Linked DNA regions of Homo sapiens: region 2 is linked to region 1. The links are chromatin loops, found by intact Hi-C in ENCODE. Cell type or tissue: IMR-90. All regions are shown on one strand. Links, peaks and the distances in the headings refer to the core of each region. The heading gives the core; the rest is flanking DNA. Region 1 overlaps PSG5 (pregnancy specific beta-1-glycoprotein 5). Region 2 has its middle 31 kb from the start of PSG11-AS1.

Evidence for each region. A loop is a pair of places that touch in the nucleus more often than their neighbours do. Peaks named below come from ENCODE experiments on the same cell type or tissue, not always from the same donor. Only the 100,000 strongest peaks of a DNase experiment are listed, where the experiment ranks them.
Region 2: it touches region 1 in a loop (4-fold over the local background); 3 of 110 quality-filtered maps call a loop at or near these places.

Annotation. Positions count from the first base shown.
Region 1 is chr19:43,179,694-43,184,089 of GRCh38, forward strand. All of the region lies in intron 2 of PSG5 (pregnancy specific beta-1-glycoprotein 5), which reads right to left. Among named protein-coding and RNA genes, the nearest start is that of PSG5, 4.6 kb to the right of the region's middle. In IMR-90, for the core only: no CTCF peak of the experiment used is centred there; DNase peaks (open chromatin) are centred at 1,818, 2,318 and 2,788; H3K27ac peaks cover 2,035 bases.
Region 2 is chr19:43,121,867-43,126,262 of GRCh38, forward strand. No RefSeq gene overlaps it. Among named protein-coding and RNA genes, the nearest start is that of PSG11-AS1, 31 kb to the right of the region's middle. In IMR-90, for the core only: a CTCF peak has its summit at 2,699; no DNase peak of the experiment used is centred there; H3K27ac peaks cover 901 bases.

The DNA of each region.
Region 1 (4,396 bases), core at 87-4,086:
TCAAGCCTGGAGGTCAGTTCAGTCATCAGGCAGTGGAGCCACAAGGTGGCGCAGTTTTCCCAGGTGTCTCATAGTGACTGACTTGAGCCAGTGACTTCTAAAGATAGAGCAGAGTCCAAGGAATGACCTACAAAGAGTGAAGGGGACAGGCAAGAGCTGATAGCTTTGGACCAAGACCATTGTTCCCTGTTCTGGGTCCATGATGCTTCCTTCCCCTTGTAGAGGGCAGGTGAGGACCATGTGGATCTTCTAGAAATACATGTGGATGTTTGCAAATGCAGCACTGACTGTTGGAAAGGGTAATCATGAACTGATGATGGAAGTCTGGCCCTCATGGACCATATGTGTTTGGTGGATATTAGACCAATATTTGGGAAGAAGTCTTGCAGATACTTTCTCTCATTAGACATTCTACTCTCTGATTCTGAGTTTGACTACTCTATGTACCTCATATCAGTGGATTCCAGAGTGAATCAGAGAGTAGAATAGTAGTTTGCAGGAGCTGGGATCAGGGGAATAGGGTGTTGTTCCATGGGTGTGCGGTTTCAGTTATGCAGGATGAGGAGGTTCTAGAGATCTCCTGTGCAGCCTCGTGCCTATACTTCATGCAGATACAGTGCTCCTTATGCAGAAAGCTTAAAACAAAGTGTTTTGGATTTCTAATTTTTTTAATTTTGGAATATTTGCAGTACATGTACTGGTTTAGCATCCCAAATCTGAAAAATTTAAAATCCACAATGCGCCAGTGAGCACTTCTTTTTAACATCACATCAGTGGTCAGAAGGGTTGAGTTTTGGAGCATTTCAGATTGTGGATTTCTGGATTTCCGATGCTCAATTCGTAATACTGTAATTTTCCCATAAAAAGTTGTCAGGAGTTTAGACCTCATGTTATGTTCTGACTCTAGTAACAAAAAAAATTTGGAGGAAACATTAAAATGTTTTCATAAGTGGAAATTTTTACTGATGATCCAAACATCTAAGATCAATTGCTGGTAGTAGTATTTCTCTTGAGACCAAAATAAGGTTTAGGTGTGCCGTGAATTCCAGCAGGATCACATTATGCTCAAAGAAAGACGCCAAAGGTGATTTGAAATTAGCAGCTCCTTAAGTAGAGAGTCCCGTTAAAAGGACAGAACTGGTCAGTGCGTCAATTACATAAAGGGAGGAAGGATGCCAAATTAAAAGAAGTGATGTGTGTTATGTTAGTAAATATAGAAAGAACTCCCTGCTTCTAATTTCTGTGCAGAGTTAGGAAAAATGGGGAGGACCCCAAAACAGGTATGTGAAATGCTTTCTTCATTTTCTCTTAAGCTCACGAAACACCACTAAAGTTTAAGTTTGTGTGAATTAGGAAGAATCTAAGTGAGATGCCAATGGCTCGTGTGTCTCCCCACACGTAGAACTCCAACTTATGAAAATGGCATCATCATGAGGAAACAGTTTTATGTGGCACAGGCAGTAAAACCATTAGATAGCACACACCTGGCCACCTCCAACTGGTCCCCAAAACCACCAATATTCACATTACGTGTATCTGACAGCCTTTGCAGTTGTCCACAACTACAAAATTTAAAAATTGCTATTGCCAAAACAAAATATTAAATGTGAAGTTGAATGTGTTGTTCCACTTTTTTTCCCCCACTCTTATTGAACTTTCCTTTTTCAGTTTTGGAAGTTTCTATTGACACATCCTCAAGCCAGAGATTCTTTCCCCAGCTGTGTGCAGTCTACCAGTAAGCATCAAAAGCATTCTTCATTTCTCTAACAGCATTTTTTTTTCTGAGACAGAGTCTCTCTCTTTCACCCAGGCTGGAGTGCAGTGGCATGATCTCAGCTCACTGCAAGCTCCACCTCCTGGGCTCACGGCATTCTCCTGGCTCAGCCTACCAAGTAGCTGGGACTACAGGCATCCGCCACCACGCCCAGCTAATTTTTTGTATTTTTAGTAGAGACGGAGTTTCAACATGTTAGCCAGGATGGTCTCCATCTTCTGACCTTGTGCCCGCCTCGGCCTCCCAAAGTCCTGGGATTATAGGCATGAGCCACTGTGCCCAGCCATCTCTGAGGGATTTTAATGAGTTGTTGACTTTTGAGTTTGTTCAACTTTTTACTTACTGTTAGAACCGAGTGACAAATTTCAAGCTTGTTATATGCCTGACAGGAAGCCAGAAGTCTCTAAGAAGTGACAGGAGAATGTGAGCTCCATAGTAGTTTGAGGATGGAGTCACGAGTGAAACAGTTGAAATGAGTCCATGGGCATTGGGGACTGCAGGCCTGTCCAGCCTCTGACACCCTGGTGAGTCAGTCCATACATTACAACAGTGACAGCAAAGTAGCATGTCTGACTCCATCTGGCATCTAGTCTCTGGCTGGCTATCCTCACTCATTCCTGGGCATAGGCCAGGCTAACCTTGGGAGGAATTTAATTTATGGTTTGACTTTGAAGCAAGAATCACAAAACTTCCTCCATGAAACTAACAACCTTACTTTGCCCAGGGATGGCCTTTGTCAAACTAGTGAAAGACCATGAGATTAAGATTATAGGAGGGAACTGAATTCTGCTAAAATGTTGGCACAGTTTCTATAATTCCTGACTGCTGCAATGTTGTTTGGCCAGAGTTTACAAAATTTGTAACTAATTGCTCCTATAGATAACATCACTATTGTAGAACATGAGATTGGTCTTTTGAGATGTTTCTCATTCTTTTGCATTCTGGCAACCGGCTGACCTCATTCATACCTATGACTAATGGCTCAGCCAGTCATGTGGTCCCTACCTGGAGGCAGATTCGAGCACAAACAGATCATTTCCCTCTGCCCACATGATTCCATCACCAAATAATCAGCAGTACTCATTTTTTAGTCCTGTGCCCCTGAAACTATCCTTGAAAATCTCTAACCCCTGATCCACTGGGGAGGCTGATTTGAGTAATAATAAACCTCTGTCCTCCTGTTTGGCAGACTTGGAGTCGTTAAAATCTTTCTTGACTAGAAACCAACATTTCAATAATTTTTTTTTTTTTTTTTTGTGCAGGAGGCCAGAAGATCTTGCCTGGCAATTATGAATGGATGGAGGAACTGCCTATCCCTGTCCCATTGTCTTGTCCACAGGTCAGCCTCACAAAGGGAAAGAGCCCTGGATGGGAATACAGTGGAAGCTCATTCTCTTAGTGACCTGGGAACATTGGCTCGAGATGAAGCCTGGCAGGAGTGGCAACTCCAGGTGATTTCTGCACCTTTCCTATTTCCTGGGAGGTGGGCCAGGCCACAGTGTTAGCGGGAAGGGAACAGAACAGCCAGCCTAGTTAGAGGGAGTGTCTGGGGAAGGCCTAGGGGTGGGGGAAGAAGCTGTGCAGGACAGGGCTTGCCAGTCAGAATGAAGTGGGAGGAAGATGAGGGACACAGAGAAGCAGAGGCAGAGACACCATGGCAGTGAGCAGTGAGGGAGACACTGACTTCAGAGACCCCAGGGACCAGCTGCCCCCAGTTCCACAGTCCAGGACAAAGGAGCCCTGAGAATCCTCTGGTGGCCAAAGAGCTTCAGAGTTGCATGAGGTGGGGTGGCTTTAGGGGCAAGAGGTAGTGGGGGGATGAAACATGGATGTCAGCCTCTGAAGGACAAGGGACAGGTGTGGCTAGAACCTCCTAGGATTCTGCATCCAACATCCAGTCTCTAAAGAGGTTTTGGATCATTCATTTCTTCATTCCATTCCTTCATTTGTTATGTGAGAGCTCCTGAGTGTGTGTCTCTCGCTGGGCCTGTGCTGGAGCAGGGTCTGAGTGGGGAAAGAAAACAAAGTCCTCTCCTTGATCCTTTCATGACAGTGACATGGGCACTTTGGGAAACACAGGATTTCAGGTTCAGTGATGGGGGTTAAGATCTGAGGGGGAGGCCTGGACATATTTTTTGCACTGACTCTGACGGTTGAGGCAGTTGATTTAGTTCTGGAGTGCAGACTAATCAGCTGACCATTTGCTCTCACTCCTCTGAGGTTTAGAAGCCTAAGAAGAGAGGATTTGAGCCAATAAATGACTATGGGGTCCTTGGAACCCAGTAAGCCCTCACTTCTGGTGGAGAAGATGGGCCTGTGGCTGCAGACAGACCTCATGTGACCCTGATCTCCCCCTTTGGGTTTGTGTGACTCTGGTTCAGTGACTGTGCCTTCCTGTGCCTCAGTTTTCTCTCAATCAAATAAGCTAAGTGGCAAATGGACTGTGGATTTTCATGCTACTGTGAATAAATGTTAAATGATTCAGTCACCTGACCTAATGCTTGGCACAGTGGAGGTTTCACACAAACAGCATTTATTATTAATTTGCTTCCATGAGAAAGCACCTTTACGTCAGATCCCTGTGGACAAGCTGCTACCAGGTACATCTTCTCCCTTCTGTTT
Region 2 (4,396 bases), core at 218-4,217, 58 kb before region 1:
TCACCCGCTTAGTTGCTCAAACCCCTGATGGGAGATGGAGCACACAGATGGGCAGGTGCAGGGGCTGGAGTGAGTGCTTTGGGCTCCAGCCTGGCAGTAGTGTCTGGAGGAGGGGTGGTGCCTGCAGCCCAAGTGTTACAATGCTCTTTTAGTCTTGCTCTCTGCAAATGGCTTAAGTGTTAACCAGCTCAATAGACCTTCTGCCATTTCACAAGGGTAGAGGGCCAGTGTGACAGCTTTCTGTATTCCCAGCCTTTGCCCAGTGTCCCAGAAGAATCGGGTCACACACACAGGCTTGAAGGATGAATGTGGGGTTTTACTGAATGGTGGAGGTGGCTCTCAGCAGGATGGATGGGGAGCTGGAAGGGGGAATGGAGTGAGAAGATGATCTTCCCCTGGAGTTTGGTCATCCAGCAGCCAATCTCCCCTCTGACCACCCCCAGTTTAACTCCTGGCATTCACACATTCCTTCCCTTCTCTCTTTCTCTGCTGTGTCATCTGCCATTTGTCTGCTTGTCTCCTCATCTCCTCATCTGCTTCTGGAGCCTGGCGTTTGGGATTTATATGGGTACAGGATAGGGGGACATGTCAGGGAAGAAGGCAACTTTTCCCACTTAGGGCCATGGGTCTCCAGGCTTGAGTGTAGGGCCTTTGCTGGGGAACTACCTTCTTTACCCAGTATTTCCCTGTCTCCTGTCCATATCAATTTCATGAATGTGTGGTCACAACATGAACCCAGAATTTGGAGGTTGGAAAGTAGGAGTGAATGCACTCAATCTACTAGGGTGCCAATTCATAGCATCTAATATGGTAATGATGAATTAGCAATAGAATCTTTTGGTAGGGGCAGACTTAGTGAATCTTCAAATGTGGCAGGATTTTAACATGAATCGAATACTATCTCTCAGTCAATACAATTACCTCCACCACTCCCCAGTTCCTAATTCAAGGGTTATATTTTCAGTAACTTTATGTATTCAAAACTGTATTAGATGCTAGAAATACAAAGATGAGTAAGACATTATTAATCTCTGTCCATAAAAAGATGAAAACTAGTGTGGAAGACAGCCATAAAATTAGAGATTAATCTTATCTAGAAAATTCTAGAAACAGGATGAAGCACAACAGAGGAGTATTTTAGGCAACCTCAAGGCATTTAACCCAACCTGGAGCCTTTAGTTAGGTTAGAATATGGCCAGGAACAGGAAGTCAAGATTCAACAAATTGCAACACTGCAATAATAACTAACATCACTTTCTAATAGTGTTTATAGTGTTTTCTAATATGAAATCAAAATCTGTCTTTGGATAACTTTTACTCACTCCCTGGTCTTGTTTCTGTTCTCTGGGATGACACAGAATATATGGAATTCACTCTTACTCTGCTTAGTACTGAGAAAGCAAAAATTAAATAAGGCATTCAAAATTCTTGTCTGTATAGGGGCCAAGGGAAAGCTTCCCCTTCACCCTCTGAAGGTTTGCTGATAACCAACTGACAAAAGGAAGATTCACAGGAGAAAAAGCTTAAATATTTATTTGATCACAGTTGTATATGACATGAGAGCCTTTAGAATGAAGACCAAAAGATACAGAGGAAACCGTCCATTTTTATGCCTAGGTTCAACAAAGTATGGACAGCCATGTAGAAATAGGGTTGGATTCTTCTTGGCCTCTCTGAGCAGTGCTTCTTCCTTCTGGGTGTGGGGAAAATTCACCATATTCCTTAGGTCCCCTCAAAGGCCCCTCTATTCACTCTTTTCAGGAAGGGCGAGAGGACCAATGAATAACCAACTTTCTGGAAAGGGGGGTCTTAAGACCTACAGTCAAACAAAGTAGGTCAGATCATTTCTTCTTTTGTTTTCTCTTTTCAAGAGGCAGGGTCTGATTCTGTCACCCAGGGTGAAGTGCAGCGGCCTGATCCATGGTTCACCACAGCCTCAAATTCCTGGACTCAAGCAATCTGCCAGTCTCAGCCTCTGAAGTAGGTAGGACTACAGGTGCGTGCCGACATACCACACTAATTTTTAAAAATTTTTGCAGAGATGGAGTCTTGCAATGTTACTCAGGCTGGTCTTAAGCTCCTGGGCTCAAGCAATCCTCCTGCCTTGGCCTCCCAAAGTGTTGAAATTACAGATTTGAGCCACCACACCCAACCCAGATAATTTCTGTATGGCCCGTTTTTACGCAGAAATGTAGAGGGAAAATTAGAGTCCGATTTTTAGGTTTTATGGCTGGCTTTGGGGAAAAGGGGTTCTGATTTCTAGTACCCATCAGGGGGAAGAGGGATTCTAGTTTCTAAGGTGCCTCCAGGGAGAATGGGACTCAGAGACAGGAAGGCAGAAGAAGCTCAGAGAGAAAGTTTTGCTTCTGAGGCTCTTTCAGAAGGATTGCTTGAGCTCAGGAGTTCCATACCAGCCTGGGTAACATTTCAAGACTCCATCTCTACAAAAAATTTTGAAAAAATAGCCTGGCACATGGCATGTACCTGCAGTCCTAGCTACTTGAGAGGCTAAGGCGGGAGGATTGCTTGAGGTCAGGAGTTTAAGGTGTGGTGAACTTTCTGAGGCTTTGATTTTGTGGTATTGCTTTCTGAGCCTTAGACCTAGAACAAGCATTCAGGTCATGGGGGAAGTTCATAGGAGAATCTCTATTTTTTAACTATCAAACTGTGACTCCCACATTGGCCACTTGGGGATGCTGTCACTCATAGGCCTGTCATACACCTTTGGTGGGTAGGGACAGGAAAGGAGATTGAGTAGCATAAGATAAAGTCCTCCCCACCCCACCCATTTCAATAATAGGATCCACATTTATCATATGCCAGTCTGAGACACTTCCTGAACTTCACGATTCATACAGTGTTAGAGAGTGGTCTATACCTTTCTCCATGACCTCCAGCCCACACGAGGTTCAGTGACCCTAATGCCATGGAGGCCAGGATGCTGTGATTGAGATGAGAGCAGGGGTAAGAAGGGTCTTTTCTCTGCTCATGGAGCACTGGAATGAAGTATCTTTTTGGGTGCTGGACAGTGGGGAGGTCAAGACTGTGGGCAGAGGAACACTGGAGCCAATGTTGGGAATAATTCTCATGCAAGCAAAGATGTGGTATTTGGCTGGTCACAACCCCAGACCTTGAGACTCCAGTTCCACAGGGGTCCAGGATATTGTTTCCATGTACAAGATCCATCTGTGAGAATCCAGCACTTTCCACCACCTGCCGTGGTATGGCTGTGGTCCCATGCACCATCACCTTTGGCTTCAACTTCTGCAATGACCCCCTAATTGATAACCTGGCTCTTGAGTTGACCTTACAGCAAACATTCTTTTTGAAGAAAAGTCACAGGACTTCACCCCACTGGCCGAAACCCTCCACTATTAGCTGCCACTGCACACAGAGTCGAAGCCTAAGGCATTGCACTTACACATTTTCATGTTATATTATTGCATAGATGTTATTAGTTTCTGAGTAGCCAGGAGAGCATTTTTTCTGCAATTAAACATATCGAATGCACCACATTCTTTAGGTCCCCTCAAAGGCCCTTCTATTCACTCTATGTCGGGAAGGGTGAGGGAACCGGTGAATAAACAAAGGTCCTTGTTTAAAGGCTGTTATGACCATAAAGTCTGTGTATTTCACAGCCCATGACAGCAGCATCCTGAGATATTATTTATTGTCAAACTTCTCAGGCCACACATCCACTGCAATGGGGAATGGGACTGAGCAAATCGCAAGTTCTTGGTTCTATGTTCCAGTTGCAATCTTGCTTTCAGTTTTCCTGCTGTTAAAACAGCTTTTGCTGGTAGAACTGTGGGAAGTGAGAATAGATTTCCTTTTACCTGCTGTGCATCAGCAGAAAAAACAAGTCTTTCTTTTCTCCTGGCAGCTGAGATTTCTGAGTTCTTCCTAGAATTGGATGTTATATATGATCTACTTTACTCATGCCCACCTGCATACACACCAAAGCCTGATGAGCGGTACAAACCCACCCAATGTTTTCCCCCAAAACAGAAGTAACATGAGCACATGTGGAACTGTCAGAGGTGTTTGAACCAGGGCAACTGCATCTTGAATAGGAGCAGGGTAAAATGAGGCTGAGACCTACCGCGCTGCATTCCCAGACAGTTAACGCATTCTAAGTCACAGGATGAGATAGGAGGTCAGCACAAGATACAGGTCATAAAGACCTTGCTGATAAAACAGTTTGCAGTAAAGAAGCTGGCTAAAACCCACCAAAACCAAGATGGCCACAAGAGTGACCTCCGGCGGTCCTCATTGCTACATTCCCACCAGCGCCATGACAGTTTACAAATGCCGTGGCAATGTCAGAAAATTACCCTATGTGGTCTAAAAAGGGGAGGCATGAATAATCCACCCCTTGTTTAGCATATTGTCAAGA